Regions from separate parts of the Homo sapiens genome. Here region 1 is linked to region 2. A link is an interaction called in ENCODE POLR2A ChIA-PET data of the cell type or tissue named here. Cell type or tissue: GM12878. All regions are shown on one strand. Each heading gives the region's core, and the rest is flanking DNA. Links, peaks and the distances in the headings are about the cores only. Region 1 has its middle 7.4 kb from the start of MAPK3. Region 2 overlaps ITGAL (integrin subunit alpha L).

Evidence for each region. ChIA-PET counts read pairs that join two places held together with the same protein. Peaks named below come from ENCODE experiments on the same cell type or tissue, not always from the same donor. Only the 100,000 strongest peaks of a DNase experiment are listed, where the experiment ranks them.
Region 1: POLR2A ChIA-PET joins it to region 2 with 5 read pairs; 2 of 35 experiments call an interaction of 5 or more read pairs at or near these places.

Annotation. Positions count from the first base shown.
Region 1 is chr16:30,126,458-30,134,785 of GRCh38, forward strand. No RefSeq gene overlaps it. Among named protein-coding and RNA genes, the nearest start is that of MAPK3, 7.4 kb to the left of the region's middle. In GM12878, for the core only: no CTCF peak of the experiment used is centred there; DNase peaks (open chromatin) are centred at 344 and 4,423.
Region 2 is chr16:30,479,045-30,487,372 of GRCh38, forward strand. ITGAL (integrin subunit alpha L) reads left to right here. Exons shown (of 31, transcript NM_002209.3): 5 at 47-164; 6 at 287-417; 7 at 2,395-2,540; 8 at 4,783-4,915; 9 at 5,069-5,219. It also overlaps the pseudogene RNU7-61P. Among named protein-coding and RNA genes, the nearest start is that of ITGAL, 10 kb to the left of the region's middle. In GM12878, for the core only: no CTCF peak of the experiment used is centred there; no DNase peak of the experiment used is centred there.

The DNA.
Region 1 (8,328 bases), core at 78-8,077, 350 kb before region 2:
CCACCGTGCCTGGCTTGGCTAATTTTTAGAATGTTTGTAGAGAAGGGTTCTAGCTAATGTTGCCCAGTCTGGTCTCAAATTTCTAGGCTCAAGTGATCCTCTCACCTCGGCCTTTCGGAGTGCTAGGATTACAGTCATGAGCCACTTCGGCTGGCTCCAGATTAAATCTTAAACCAGTTATTAGCTTTTTGTGATTTTCAAGGTCTGGCACTTCTTTTTTTCTTTCTTTCTTTCTTTTTTTTTTTTTTTGAGGCAGTGTCATGCTGTGTCGCCCAGGCTGGACTGCAGTGGTGCGGTCATGGCTCACTGCAACCTCTGCCTCTCAGGCTCAAATGATCCTCTCACCTCAACCTTCTGAGTAGCTGGGACCACAAGCATGTGTCACCATGCCCAGCTAATTTTAGTATTTTTGGTAGAGATGGGGTTTCACCGTGTTGCCCAGGCTGGTCTCAAATGATCCGCCCACCTTGGCCTCCCAAAGTGCTGGGATTACAGGCATGAGCCACCATGCCTGGCCTGAAATAGTTATTTATTCTTCTTATTATTAGTAGTAGTATTCTGGTCTTTCATGACCGTAGACTTTTGAAGATTATAGGTCAGTTATTTTGTAGAATGTCCCTCAGTTTGGGTTTGTCTGATATTTCCTTGTGATTCTCATGTCACTTTGCCTTTACTATTGTATTGTATCGAGACGAGGTTCACCATGTTACCCAGGCTAGTCTTGAACTCCTGGTCTCAAGAGATCTGCCCACCTTGGCCTCCCATCATGCTGGGATTACAGGTACAGGTGTGAGCCACTGCGCCTGGCCTTTCTTTTCATTTCATTTCTTTCCTTTTTTTTGAGACAGGGTCTCGCTCTGTTGCCCAGGCTAGAGTGCAGTGGCATGATCACAGCTCACTGCAGTCTCAACCTCCCAGGCTCAAATGATCTCCCTTCCTCAGCCTCCCAAGTAGCTGGCACTACAGGTACACAATACCACATCTGGCTAATTCTTTTTGTATTTTTATTAGGATGGGTTTCACCATGTTGGCCAGGCTGGTCTCAAACTCCTGACCTCAAGTGATCCACCTGCCTTGGCCTCCCAAAGTGCTAGGATTACAGGTGACAGCCACTGCGCCTGGCCTAATTTTTTAAATTTTTTGTAGACACGACAGTCTGGCTATACTGCCCAGGCTGGTTCTTTTTTTTCCCCCTGAGTCAGAGTCTTGCCCTGTCACCCAGGCTGGAGAGCAGTGGCTCGATCTCAACTCACTGCAACCTCCACCTCCTGGGTTCAAGCAATTCTCCTGCCTCAGCCTCTCGAGTAGCTGGGATTACAGGTGCCCGCCACCACGCCTGGCTAATTTTTGTATTTTTAGTAGAGATGGGGTTTCACCATGTTGGCCAGGCTGGTCTTGAACTCCTGACCTCGTGATCTGCCCGCCTCGGCCTCCCAAAGTGCTGGGATTACAGGCATGAGCCACTGCGCCCGGCCCCAGGCTGGTCTTAACTAGGTTCCTTTCTGTCTGTCTCCTTCCTCCTCAGATATGCCTAAAACATGGCCCTGATGAGGTTGTAGTAGGCAGGAATCTTTCAGTAACAAGTCTTCAAAGACCCAACTCAAAAGGACTCAAGCAAGAAAGGAGGTGCATTGGCTTACTGACTGTGAAGACACAGTTGGCTCCACTGACTCAAACAGTATCATTAGGACTTTGATCCCTCCCTTAGCTCAACTTTCTTCTGAGTTGGTTCCATTCTTAGCCACCCCCTCCTCTCAGAGTAGCCAGATGGAAGCTAGTACTTGCAGATTCGTGTCTGGTTTTTTCAGTAACTCCAGCAAGGGAAAGCTCTTCTCTCTCTGTCTCTCTTTCTCCCTGTCTCTGTCTCTTGTAATGCAAGGCCTAGATTTGACTCTTATTGGTTACTAGTTTTTTTGAGACAGAGTCTCCCTCTGTCACCCAGGCTGGAGTGCAATGGTGCGATCTTGGTTCACTGCAACCTCCACCTTCTGGGTTCGAGAGATTTTCCTGTTTCAGCCTCCCGAGTAGCTGGGATTACAGGCGCCCGCCACCACGCCCGGCTAATTTTTGTATTTTTAGTAGAGACGGGGTTTGGCCATGTGGGCCATGCTGGTCTCAAATTCCTGGCCTCAAGCGATCCACTCACCTCAGCCTCTGAAAGTGCTTTGATAACAGGCATGAGCCACCGTGCCTGGCCAGTTACTAGTTTTGTTTGAAGCCTGTGCAAATCCTTCAACCTGAATCAGTGTGGAATTGGGGGTTTAGTTATCTCTACTGGCATGACATAAAGTAGGCTAGGGAAGGGATGGTTTTCCCAAGGAAAATTCGGGCACCATCCCCAGAAAGTGCTGAGCAGACAGTTACAGCAGTGTCTATTATAATATATATATTTTTAATTCCTCCCCCCACCTTTTTTTTTTTGAGGCAAGGTCTCGCTCTGTCCCCCAGGCTGGAGTGCAGTGGCACCATCATGGCTCACTGTAGACTCGACCACCCAGGCTCAGGCAGTTCTCTAGCTTCAGCCTCCCAAGTAGCTAGAACTACAGGCACACAACACCATGTCCAGCTAATTTTTGTATGTATATATATATATATATATATTTTTTTTTTTTGTAGAGATGGGGTTTTGGCATGTTGCCCAGGCTGGTCTCAAGCTCCTGGGCTTGAGACCAGTCCTCCCCACCAGCCTCCCAAAGTGCTGGGATTACAGGTGTGAGCCACTGCTCCTGGCCTAATTCCTCTCATTAACTACCAAATGAAGTCCACCACCCCTGGCTAATTTTAAAAAATTATTTAGGAGATAGGGGTCTCTCCATGTTGCTCAGGCTGGTCTCGAACTCCTGGCCTCAAGCAATCCTCTTGTTTCACCCTCCCAAGTAGCTGGGATTATAGATGCAAGCCACCATGTTCAGTTTAGATTGTACAATTTCTTTTCTTTTTTTCTTTTCTTTTTTTTTTTTGTTTGAGATGGAGTTTTGTTCTTGTTGCACAGGCTGGAGTGCAATGGCACGATCTTAGCTTATGGCAACCTCTGGCTCCCGGGTTCAAGTAATTCTCCTGCTTCAGCCTCCCGAGTAGCTGGGATTACAGGTATGCACCACCACGCCCGGCTAATTTTTTGTATTTTGTTTTAGTAGAGACGGGGTTTCTTCACGTTGGTCAGGCTGTTCTTGAACTCCCGACCTCAGCTGATCCTCCCGCTTCAGCCTCCCAAAGTGCTGGGATTACAGGCGTGAGCCACTGCGCCCGGCTAGATCGTACAATATCTTGAAGGCCATTATGCTGGTGTCTTCCCTTTGAAGCCCTCTTATATTTTGTTGGTGCAAAAGTAATTATGGGGTGGGCATGGTGGCTCACACCCATAATCCCAGCACTTTGGGAGGCCAAAGAGGGGTGGATTACTTGAAGTCAGGAGTTCAAGACCAGTCTTACCAATGTGGTGAAACCCTGTCTCTACTAAAAATACAAAATTAGCTGGGAAGACTAGTTTCCTAGACGGGGTTTCACCATGTTGTCCAGGCCGATCTCGAACTCCTGACCTTGTGATCCGCCCACCTCAGCCTCCCAAAGTGCTGGGATTACAGCCAGCCACCGCGAGCCACCGCGCCTGGCCTTATTTTTTATTTTATCTTTTTTAGAGACAGGATCTTGTTCTGTCACCTAGGCTGGAGTGCAGTGGCCTGATCATAGCTCACTGCAGCCTCGAACTCTTGGGTTTAAGTGATCCTCCCACCTCAGCCTCCTGAGTAGCTAGGACTACAGGCACACATACACCACCCCTGGTGGTGTGTGCCTGTAGTCCCAAACCAGTCTGAAAAGATAGATGTGGGGGCCAGGCGCAGTGGTGATGCGCGTCTGTAGTCCCAGCTACAGGACTGAGGCAGGAGAATTCCTTGAGCCTAGGATTTTTGTTTTGTTTTGTTTTTTTGAGACAGAATCTCGCTCTGTCGCCCAGGCTGGAGTGCAGTGGTAAGATCTCTCAGCTCACTGCAAGCTCCACCTCCCAGGTTCACGCTATTCTCCTGCCTCAGTCTCCCGAGTAGCTGGGATTACAGACGCCTGCCACCACGCCCGGCTAATGTTTTGTATTTGTAGTAGAGACGGGGTTTCACCGTGTTAGCCAGGATGGTCTCGGTCTCCTGACCTCATGATCCGCCTGCTTTGGCCTCCCAAAGTGCTGGTATTACAGGCGTGAGCCACCGCGCCTGGCATGAGCCTAGGAGTTCAAGGCTGCAGTGAGCTGTGATTGTGCCACTGCACTTCAGCCTGAGCGATAGAGCAAGACCTACAAAAAACAAACAAAACCCAAAACAGAATCACATGTAACACACAGCTGTGGACTGATTGGTTGACAAAAGTGTGGTGATCAGAGGCTGGCAGGAACTTCACCATGTATTTCCGCTAGAAGCAATGTTCAGTATTCTCTAATTCATTGTTTGTGGTGACTTTGGGGAATATAACCACCACAGAGACAAGAATCAACTTTGAATGTGTCATCCCACCACCTGCTGGCTTCCGTTGTTTCTGATGAGAAATCAACTGTCAATCTCATTGGAGTTTCCTTGTACGCGATGAGTTGTTTTTCTCTTGCTGCTGCCAAGAGTCTCTTTTTGTCTTGTTTGTTTATTTATTTATTTATCTAATTTATTTATTTTGAGATGGAGTTTCACTTTTGTTGCCCAGGCTGAGTGCAATGGCACAATCTCAACTCACTGCAACCTCTGCCTCCCGGGTTCAAGCAATTCTCCTGCCTCAGCCTCCTGAGTAGCCAGGACTACAGGTGTGCGCCACCATGCCCAGCTAATATTTGTATTTTTTTTTTTAAATTTTTTGAGATGGAGTCTCACTCTGTCCCCCAGGCTAGAGTGCAGTGGCGTGATCGTGGCTCACTGCAAACTCTGCTTCCCTGGTTCAAGCGATTCTCCTGCCTCAGTAGCTAGGATTACAGGCACATGCCACCACACCTGGCTAATTTTTTATTTTTAGTAGAGGCAGGGTTTCACCATGTTGGCCAGGCTGGTCACGAACTCCTGACCTCAGGTGATCCATCCACCTTGGCCTCCCAAAGTGCTGGGATTACAGGTGTGAACCGCTGTGCCCAGCCTAATTTTTGTATTTTTGGTAGAGTGGAGTTTCACTATGTTGGCCAGGCTGGTCTCGAACTCCTGACCTCAGGTGATCCACCTGCCTCGGCCTCCCAAGGGTTGGGATTACAGGTGTGAGCCACCATGCCTGGCCCTTGGGGTCTCTTTTTTTATGAACTGTCTGTCCCACTGGGCAAAGCCTCTGAGACCCTATTTTGGACACTGGTGGAGCAGTAGCCTCTGGTTTTCGTGGCTTGCCCCTCCTGGCATGGGATCTCTGTTCCACAAGCAAGCTGGGAGGAGTGTGATTATGGTCCCAGTATTCTTGGACTGTCACTGATGGTACAGCCTTCATTCTATGGTGTGGGCGAGTGCTGGGTGGAGGAGAAGAGTGCCCTACTTCTTTACCACGTTCACCAGAAATGTAGCCTCTTCAATTTGGAGTTGGAGGGGATGAAAACTGGTGGCAGCATGCTCCTCCTGGTGAGATATGGTAAGCCTTGATTGGCAGCTGAGGGGAGAGGGAGCTTGTCTTCTTGGCCACATCTACTCAGAGAGCAGTTTCCTTCCAGCTGAACTGTGGGGGGAGGGCAGTCAGGAGATAGTTGGTCCTCCTGGCTTAAATGCCACAGATGGCCTGGCACAGTGGCTCATAATGTTACAGGTAGTTAAACAGGCATGAGCAGGGCTGGAGAGGGCTCTTCCCCACCCACCAGGAATGTCAAGTGATGGTTCAACAATGATCACATTGCCTCTCTAAATAATTTGGCAGCCAGCGCCAGAGAGAGAGACAAGCTCCTGATGGTCCACAGCTGTTATGTTAGAGTGTTAATTGAATGCAGACACCAGGGAGAAGCAATTTCCTGGACATGTGCATTAAGAGACAAAATAGTCTGGGCACGGTGGCTCACACCTGTAATCCCAGCAATTTGGGAGACTGAGGCGAGCGGATCACCTGAGGTCAGGAGTTCAAGACCAGTCTGGCCAATGTGGTGAAACCCCCATCTCTACTAAAAATACAAAATTAGCCAAGCGTGGTGTTGGGTGCCTGATATCCCACCTACTCAGGAGACTGAAGGAGGAGAATTGCTTGAACCCAGGAGGTGGAGGTTGCAGTGAGCTGAGATCAGGCCACTACACTCCAGCCTGGGAAACAAGAGTGAAACTGTCTCAAAAAAAAAACAAACAAACAAAAAAGAAAGAGACAAAATGATGGAGCATGACCTTCCGGGGTCAGACCACCGGAAAAGGGAAGAAAACCTCAGATAGGCATGCATACAACTTCCTACACACACTGTGCATGCTCACCTTCCCAGGGTAAGGAGGCCACTGTGCATGCAGGCAGCCCATCCTAAGGGAAGAATCATGGGAAAGGAGCCAGCCTATAAAGTCCTAGGATCAAGGTTGAACACCACGCTTGACCTTGGTGCCCACTTGAGTCTCTTCCAAATGTACTTACCTTTCTTTCCCATTCTAAAGCCATTTAAAATAAACTTCCACTCCTGCTCTGAAACTTCCCTTGGTCTCTTTTTCTGCCTTATGCCCTGTGGTTCTTTCTTCTGTGGAGGCAAGAATTGAGGTTGCTGCAGACCCGTACAGATTTGTCACCGGTAACTTGGATAACCTTTCACCGATAACAATGCTTATAATCCCAGCACTTTGGGAGGCCGAGGTGGCAGGATAGCTTGAGCCCAGGAATTTGAGACCAGCTTGTGCAACATAGTGAAACCCCATCTCTACAAAATAATAATAATAAAAGTAATAAAATTCAATGCCACAGATTCTCCCTGTTCTTACTGAGTTTTAGTAGATTTTCTTGAATAAGAAAGTGAGCCAAGATTGCACCACTGCACTCCAGCCTGGGCAACAGAGCAAGACTCCATCTCAATAAAAAATAAAATTAAATGTTTATTCATCTGTTATATGACATTAGGATAATTCCAGAAACTTTAAGTGTTTATTTATTTTTAAATGGTTTTCACCAGCTTTGCTTGTTTTGCTGGGGAAAAGATCCTCAGAGCTCCGGCACTGTCATCTTAGAGCTTTGATGTCCCCCAGTGTATTAATCCATTCTTGTATTGCTATAAATACCTAAGCCTGGATAATTTATAAAGGCAAGAGGTTTAATTGGCTCATGGTTCTGCAGGTTGTACAGGGAACATGATGCTGGCATCTGCTTGGCTTCTGGGGAGGCCTCAGGAAACTTACAATCATGGCAGAAGGTGAAGGGAGAACAGGCATGTCACATGGCAGGAGCAGGAGCAAGAGAGCAAGGGAAGAGGCGCCACACACTTTACTTATTTTATTTTTATTCATTTATTTTGAGATGGAATCTCACTTTGTCACCCAGGCTGGAGTGCAGTGGCACTACCTCAGCTCACTGCAGCCTCCATCTCTTGGATTCAAGTGATTCTTTTGCCTCAGCCTCCTGAGTAGTTGGGACTACAGGCATGCGCCACCACTGGCTTTTTTTTTTTTTTTTTTTTTTTTTAGACAGAGTTTTGCTCCCGTTGCTCAGGCTAGAGTGCAATGGCACCATCTTGGCTCACCGCAACCTCCATCTCCCAGGTTCAAGCGATTCTCCCACCTCAGCTGCCAAGTAGCTGGGATTACAGGCATGCGCCACCACATCCGGCTAATTTTGTATTTTTAGTAGAGACGGGGTTTCTCCATGTTGGTCAGGCTGGTATCGAACTCTTGATCTCAGGTGATCTGCCCGCCTCGGCCTCCCAAAGGGCTAGGATTACAGGCGCGAGCCACCGTGCCTGGCCAATTTTTTTTTTTTTTTTTTTAGATGGAGTTTCGCTCTCGTTGCCTAGGCTGGAGTGCAATGGTGCCATCTCGGCTCACTGCAACCTCCGCCTCCTGGGTTCAAGCAATTCTCCTGCCTCAGCCTCCCTAGTAGCTGGGATTACAGGCATGCGCCACCTCGCCTGGCTAATTTTGTATTTTTAGTAGAGATGGGGTTTCTCCATGTTGGTCAAGCTGGTCTCGAACTCCTGACCTCAGGTGATCCACCTGCCTCGGCCTCCTAAATAGCTGGGATTACAGGCGTGAGCCACCACATCTGGCCTAATTTTTGTATTTTTAGTAGAGACGGGCGTTTCACCATGTTGCCCAGGCTGGTCTCGAACTCCTGGCCTCAAGTGATCTACCCACCTCGGCCTCCCAAAGTGCTGGGATTACAGGTGTGAGCCACTGCGACCCGCCTTCACACACTTTTAAACAACCAGATCTCTTGAGT
Region 2 (8,328 bases), core at 209-8,208:
ACATAGCAAATAGGAGACCCAAATCTTTGGCCTTTGCTTTCTTTAGGCCTGTGACCCTGGGCTGTCTCGAACGTGTGACCAGAACACCTATCTGAGTGGCCTGTGTTACCTCTTCCGCCAGAATCTGCAGGGTCCCATGCTGCAGGGGCGCCCTGGTTTTCAGGGTAAGGAACTGGGGACTCATTGGGTAAAAATACCTCCAAATGGCTGTCCCTAGAGAGAACCAGCATGGGCAGGTCAAACACCAGAGATGCTTCACTGGGTCCCTTGCGTCTGGCTTCTGCAGAATGTATCAAGGGCAACGTAGACCTGGTATTTCTGTTTGATGGTTCGATGAGCTTGCAGCCAGATGAATTTCAGAAAATTCTGGACTTCATGAAGGATGTGATGAAGAAACTCAGCAACACTTCGTACCAGGTAAAAAAGTTAGTTAGGATTCTTGGTTGCATGCAATAGATGCCTACCTGAACTGACTTAAACCATGAAAGGAAATGTTAGTATGTGGAATCCTCAGAGCCTATGGGCATGGCTATAACTGGGCCTCTGGAAGGGACAAGAACCAGGGAGTAGAAAGCTTCTAGGAGTCTCTCTAGTTCTCATTTCCTTTTTTTTTTTTTTTTTTTTTTTTTTTTTGAGATGGAGTTTTGCTCTTGTTGCCCAGGCTGGAGTGCAATGGCACAATCTCGACTCACTGCCTCCCAGGTTCAAGCAAGTCACCTGCCTCAGCCTCCCAAGTAGCTGGTATTACAGGCAACTGCCACTACACCCAGCTGATTTTTGTATTTTTAGTAGAGATGGTGTTTCACCATGTTGCCAGGCTGGTCTTGAACTCCTGACCTTGTGATCTGCCCACCTTGGCCTCCCAAAGTGCTGGGATTACAGGCGTGAGCCACCGTGCACAGCCATTTTTTCTTTTTGAGACAGGGTCTCACTGTGTCCCCAAGGCTGGAATCATGGTGGCACGATCATAGCTCACTGTAGCCTCAAACTCCTGGGCTCAAATGATCCTCCCAACTAGCTGGGACTACCCATGTGCACCACTGTGCGTGGCTAATTTTTAAATTTTCTGTAGAGATGGTTTATCATTGTGTTGCCCAGACTGGTCCCAAACTCCTGGATCTCTCAAGAGATCCTCCTGCCTTGGCCTCCCAAAGTGCTGGGATTACAGGCATGAGCCACTGTGCCCAGCTAGTTCTCATTTCTGTTTCTTTTTGCGTCTTTGCTTCCTTCTTCTCTTTTCTCAGTCTCCGTAGACTGGCTCCCTTAGCGCCTTTAGACCACATAGACCTATGGAAAGCTCCTAAGTTCATGTGTTAAAGTTCCAAGAGGGTTTTTTACCTTCCCCTCAACCAACACCTCCCTTTGCAAATTTCCAGTTCTCAGAGAAGAGGTTCTGGCTGGCGTAGCTTCAGTCAGGTGTTGATCCCCGGCCCAGCCAACTGTATCTAGTTAAGCAGCGTCACTCAGCAGAAATATGGCTGCTGGAACCCATCCCTATCAGTGACATAGGTGGACCCAGAAAACAGGAGCTCAACACACAGTGTTACATGAGGGAGCAAGGTTTATTTCATTTTATTTCTGTGTTTATTTGTATATTGCCTCATTTTCAAAAGAATTATCTGAGGCAAGGATGTGGAGTTGGGTTGCCCAGGTCCTGCATAAGAAGAGATTGAGCCAGGCATAGTGGCTCACACCTGTAATCCCAGCACATTGGGAGGCTTAGCCGGGAGGATCACTTGAAGCCAGGAGTTCGAGACCAGCCTAGGCAACATAGCAAGACCCCATTTCTACAAAAAATAAAAACTAGCCAAGTGTGGTGGCACGTGCCTGAAGTCCCAGCTACTTCGGAGGCTGACGAGGGAGGATGGCTCGAGCCTGGGAGGCTGAGGCTGCAGTGAGCTATGATTGTGACCGTGCACTCCAGCCTGGGAGACAGAACAAGACCCTGTTTTGAAAAAGAAGAAGTAGAGTTTGGGGCTGGGCACGGTGGCTCATGCCTGTAATCCTAGCACTTTGGGAGGCTGAGGCAGGTGGATCACCTGAGGTGAGGAGTTCGAGACCAGCCTGGCCAATATGGTGAAACACCGTCTCTACTAAAAACACACACACACACACACACACACACACACACACACACACCACACACACACAAATATTCGGGTGTGGTGGCACGTGCCTGTAATCGCAGCTACTTGGGAGGCTGAGGCATGAAAATCGCTGGAACCCGGGAGGCAGAGGTTGCAGTGAGCCAAGATTGTGCCAGTGCACTCCAGCCTGGGCAACAAGAGCGAAACTCCATCTAAAAAAAAAAAAAAAAAAAAAAGAAGTAGAGTTTGGAACAGACAAATGGAAAGGGATATATAACTGAATGTCATTTCTTCCTTCCTTTTCTAGTTTGCTGCTGTTCAGTTTTCCACAAGCTACAAAACAGAATTTGATTTCTCAGATTATGTTAAACGGAAGGACCCTGATGCTCTGCTGAAGCATGTAAAGCACATGTTGCTGTTGACCAATACCTTTGGTGCCATCAATTATGTCGCGTGAGTTCCCTTTTGCAGGAGAGCACGTGTCCTGTGATTTGTTCTGGGTGATCTACCCACTTCCAGCTGCAGGGCATGGGAACTCAGTAGGTAGGTACAGCAAGGGGCAGTTTATTGTCTGAATTGAAGTGGAACAATTTTACTGCAGATTCTTTTGGTTGTACGTAACAGAAATCTACTCTGTACTAATTAAATCCAAGAGAAAGTCTAAGCCAGGTGCACAGTCTGTAATCCCAGGGCTTTGGGAAGCTGAGGCAGGAGGATCTTTTGAGCCCAGAAGTTTTTGTTTGTTTGTTTGGTTTTTGGTTTTTGTTTTTGTTTTTTGAGATGGAGTTTCGCTCTTGTTGCCCAGGCTGTAGTGCAATGGCATGATCTCGGCTCACTGCAACCTCCACCTCCCAGGTTCAAGCCATTCTCCTGCCTCCGCCTTTCAAGTAGCTGGGATTACAGACCTGTGCCACCACGCCTGGCTAATTTTTTTTGTATTTTTAGTAGAGATAGGCTTTCACCATGTTGGCCAGGCTGGACTCAAACTCCTGACCTCAGGTGATCCACCTGCCTCACCCTCCCAAAGTGCTGGGATTACAGGTGTGAGTCACCACACCTGGCCTATGAGCCAGGAGTTTGAAGCTGCAGTGAGCTATGATCACACCATTGCACTCCAGCCTGGACAACAGAGCAAGATCTTAACTCTAAGAAATTAAAAATAAATTAAAAAAGAAGAGCCAGGACACCAATGTGGCCGGAGAGAAATAAGTGAGGGGGGAAAATAGTAGGTGATGAGGTCAGAGAGATCATGAGGGTCTGGATGGGTTAGTGACTTGGAGACCATAGTGAGGACTTTGGCTTTCCTCTGAGTAAGATGAGAAGTCATTAGAGGTTTTGAGTAGAGGAGTGATGATCTATGTTTTTTAAAAGATCCCTCTGGCTGCAGGGTTGATATTAGACTGTAGAGGGGGCAAGGGCGGGTGGAAGTGATAGGGCCAGTTAGAAGGCTACTGAAAAATCCAGATGAGAGACAATGGTTGTATAAACCAGGGTGGAAATCCATGAACAGGACCCGCAATAGGCCCATGTCTGTGTGGATGGAGATTGGAGAAGCATTTTGCATCCAAGATAGAACCAGAGGTCTTGACAGCAGGTGTTCATGGGTAAGACGGTTCACACCTTGCTGCTGTTCCAGCAAGAGCTATGGCCAACCCAACTTGCTCAGAGGAAGGCTGTGGGCAAAACAGGAATTTTCTTTTTCTTTTTTTTTTAGAGTCAAGGTCTCACTCTGTTGCCCAGGCTGGAGCGCAGTGACGTGATCCTAGCTCACTGCAGCCTCAAACTCCTGGGCTCAAGCGATCCTCCTGTCTCAGCCTCCTGAGTAGTTGGGACTACAATCACACACCACCATGCCTGGCTAATTGTTTTCATCTTTGTAGAGTTGGAGTCTCGCTATGTTGCCCAGAATGGTCTGGAACTCCCAGGGCAGAAATTTTTAGCCTTGGCCCATCTGGTGTTCAGTTCTCCCTTCTTTATTTTATTTTTTTAATTTTTTTGAGGGTGGAGGATTTTAGCAAAAAACAGAAAGCCTGCTAGACAAATTCTAAAAGAGCTGTAACACTAGTTCTCCCTCCTTCATCTCACATGCACAACCGCCTCCTTTGTGCTGGGAGCCAGAGATACAGCAACAAATCCAACATGGTCCTTTCCTTGAGGAACTCATGGTTTAGGGGGAAAATTGACAGAGAAATGAGTCACGGTAATTCACTAGGTTCACTGCTATGGTAGAGATCCGGAGGCAGCCTGTGGACTATGGGAAGGCAGAGGAGGTGCTGGAAGAGCTTGCTCTGGAAGAGTGACTCCCCAGTTTTCTTCAGCTGTAGGACCCTCTCTTCCACATTGAAATCTCACTTGGATCAATATCTGTAGCTGATTAAAGAGTGGTGGCCATGTGGTTGCAATGGAGGGTAGGAAGCCCAGAGTCATTCCTCACAAAACCTCCTCCTCCTGTCCATGGGCTCTGGGACACCCTCTGGACTGCCCAGGATGCAGTGTGAGGACCACTGGTCCAGAAGGAAAGGGGTGGCAGCAAAGAGGTTTAGAGGTGACTGCTGCAGGCTTGGAATCCCGGCCTGGGAGATCCAGGAAGGGCTTTTGCGTAACCAGCATGGAGGTGACTTGATGAGCAGGTGGGGAAAGAGACCTCAGGCCCTAGTTTGGGGGAGTCTCTCATCTCCTCCTTTCCTGGACACAGGACAGAGGTGTTCCGGGAGGAGCTGGGGGCCCGGCCAGATGCCACCAAAGTGCTTATCATCATCACGGATGGGGAGGCCACTGACAGTGGCAACATCGATGCGGCCAAAGACATCATCCGCTACATCATCGGGGTAGGGCCCCTGCTGCTTCCTGCATCATATCTTCCCTCTCCTCTTTCTGAACCCCAAGCCCCTTTCTCCCTGGGGCCAGACTCTTGTGAAAATAATAGCAAACTGGACTGAGGTTTGGGGGATTTCAGCTCTTCACTCTCCACTCCCTCACAGATTGGAAAGCATTTTCAGACCAAGGAGAGTCAGGAGACCCTCCACAAATTTGCATCAAAACCCGCGAGCGAGTTTGTGAAAATTCTGGACACATTTGAGAAGCTGAAAGATCTATTCACTGAGCTGCAGAAGAAGATCTATGTCATTGAGGGTGAGTGGCAGGCCCTGGGAGAGGGCTCGGGAGTCTGCATAAAGAAATTCCCCTGGGACATCAGGCCGGGCTTGGTGGCTCACACCTGTAATCCCAGCACTTTGGGAGGCCGAGGCAGGTGGATCAATTGAGCTCAGGAGTTTGAGACCAGCCTGGGCAACATGGCAAAACCCCATCTATACTAAAAATACAAAAAATAGCCAGGTGTGGTGGTGGGTGCCTGTAATCCCACTACTCAGGAGGCTGAGGCGCAAGAATCGCTTGAACTCAGGAGGCAGAGGTTGCAGTGAGCCAAGATCGCACCACACTGCACTCCAGCCTGGGTGGCAGAGGAAGACTCCATTTCAAAAAATAAAAAACAAAAAACAAAAATGGCCGGACGCGGTGGCTCACACCTGTAATCCCAGCACTTTGGGAGGCTGAGGTGGGCAGATCACCTGAGGTCAGGAGTTCGAGACCAGCCTGGCCAACATGGCGAAACCCCGTCTCTACTAAAAATACAAAAATTAGCTGGGCTTGGTGGTGCATGCCTGTAATCCCAGCTACTCAGGGGGCTGAGGCAGGAGAATCGCTTGAACCCAGGAGGCGGAGGTTGTAGTGAGCTGAGATGTGCCATTGCACTCCAGCCTGGGCAACACAGCAAGACTCAGTCTCAAACAAAACAAAACAAAACAAAAAAACAAAAAAAAACCTCCCCTGGGACATCCTATTAGAAACACAAAGAATAATAAGCACTTACTGAATATCTGATCTTGTGCCAAGGGCTTGCCTAAATAAAACAGACCTTTAGAAGGAATTTAGGAGAGGGCCATTTGAGAGCAGCCTCTGTGATCTTTCTTTCTCTTCCTTCTTTCTCTCCTTCCTTCCTTCCTCCCTTCCTTCCCTTTCCCTCTCCTCCCCTCCCCTCTCCTCCCCTCTCCTCCCCCCTTCCTCTCCCCTCCTCTTCTCTTCTTTTCTCTTCTCTCTTTTCTTTTTTTTTTTGAGACAGAGTCTTGCTCTGTTGCCCAGGCTGGAGTGCAGTGGCGCAGTCTCTGCTCACTGCAAGCTCCACTTCCCAGGCTCACGCCATTCTCCTGCCTCAGCCTCCCGAGCAGCTGGGACTACAGGCGCCAGCCACCACGCCTGGCTAATTTTTGTATTTTTAGTAGAGACAGGGTTTCATCGTGTTAGCCAGGATGATCTCGATCTGACCTCGTGACCTGCCCGCCTTGGCCTCCCAAAGTGCTGGGATTACAGGCGTGAGCCACTGCGCCCAGCCTCTTTTCTTTTTTGCTTTTCTTTCACAGGGTCTCACTCTGTCACCCAGGCTGGGGTACAGTGGCATGATCACAGCTCACTGCAGCCTTGACCTTCCAGGCTCAGGTGATCCTCCCACGTAGCTGGGACTACAGGTGTGTGATACCACACCTGGCTAATTTTTTTTTTTTTTTTTGTATTTTTTGTATTTTTTGTAGAGGCAGGGATCTCGCTATGTTGCCTGGGCTGGTCTCGAATTCCTGGCCCCAAGCAATCTGCCCACCTCGGCCTCCTAAAGTGCTAGGATTACAGGCGTGAGCCACTGCACCCGGCCCTCTCTGATATTTCTTTCTGAAATTCCATCTTCTCTTGGAGCTCAGGTTGATCTAGGACTGACCTATGTCTTGCTGGTGTGATCTGAGCCCCGCAGAGTGAATGTAATTCCTCCCCCTTCTTGCTCAACTGTCTTGCTGTCACTTATCCAAGGCTCCACATTACTTCAGAAGGGCAGGCTGGCAGGGGCCAGTGTGAAGAACCCACAAGTCTTCTTTCCTGGCCTAGAATAAGAGAAGATTTATATTGTGGTCACCAGATGGAGGACTGGTTATGGAGGGCATTTCCCCAGGAAGCTTACTTGACTGAAAGATATGTGATTCCTACAGGAAAGTCTCCTTTGCTAGGACACAGCCTTGGTGTTCGGTTCAGTTAAAGAAGCAATGGGCTGAGCGTGGTGGCTCACGCTTGTCATCCCAACACTCTGGGAGGCTGAGGCAGGCGGATCACTTGAGGTCACCCAGCTACTTGGGAGGCTAAAGTAGGAGAATCGCTTGAACCCAGGAGGCAGAGGTTGCAGTGAGCTGAGATTGTGACACTGTACTCCAGCCTGGGTGACAAGAGCAAAACTGTCTCAAAAAAAAAAAAAAAATCAGCAGCAATGGTCCAGCCTGGGCAGCATAGCAAGAAGCCATGTCTAAATAATTAATAAAAATGAAAAGTGATTTTTTAAAAAAAAGTTTTTAAAAAAAACTCACTCTCAACTGGCTTTTAAGCTGAGATATGAAAGATGAGATTCAAACAGCAATGTGAGAAAGGTGGAATGAGGGCAGAGAGAAGCACAGGTGCAAGCCCAGGGGCGGGGAAAGGGCTCGGCATGCCAGGAAAATGGAAAAAGTTCAGTGTGACCGAAGCGCAGTGAGGAAGGGAGAGAGAAGGTTGGCAGGGAGGTAAGGGTCTTCCAGGCCCTCAGAAAGAGTTTGGATTTCAGTGTGAAGATCGATGAGAAATCATGAAGGAGTTTTTTGTTGTTGTTGTTTTGAGACAGGGACTCACTCTGTTGCCCAGACTGGAGTGCAGTAGTGCGATCACGGCTCACTGCAGCCTCAAACTCCTGGGCTCAAGCAGTCCTCCCACCTTGACCTCCTGAGTAGCTGGGACTACAGATACACACCACCACACCTGGCTAATTTTTAAATTTTTTGTAGAGACAAGAGTTTCTTAGCCAGGCGTGGTGGCGGGCGCCTGTAGTCCCAGCTACTCGGGAGGCTGAGGCAGGAGAATGGCGTGAATCCTGGAGGTGGAGTTCACAGTGAGCCAAGATTGTGCCACCGCCCTCCAGCCTGGGCGACAGAGTGAGACTCCGTCTCAAAAAAAAAAAAAAAAAAAAAAGAGTTTCTACTATATTGCCTAAGCAGGTCTTGAACTCCTGGGCTCAAGCAATCTTCCTGCTTCAGCCTCACATAGTGCTGGGATTACAGGCATGAGCCACTACGCCCGGCCGAGACAGAGTTTCTACTATATTGCCCAGCCTGATCTTTAACTCCTGGGCTCAAGCAAGTCTTCTGCCTCAGCCTCACAAAGTGTTGGGATTACAGGC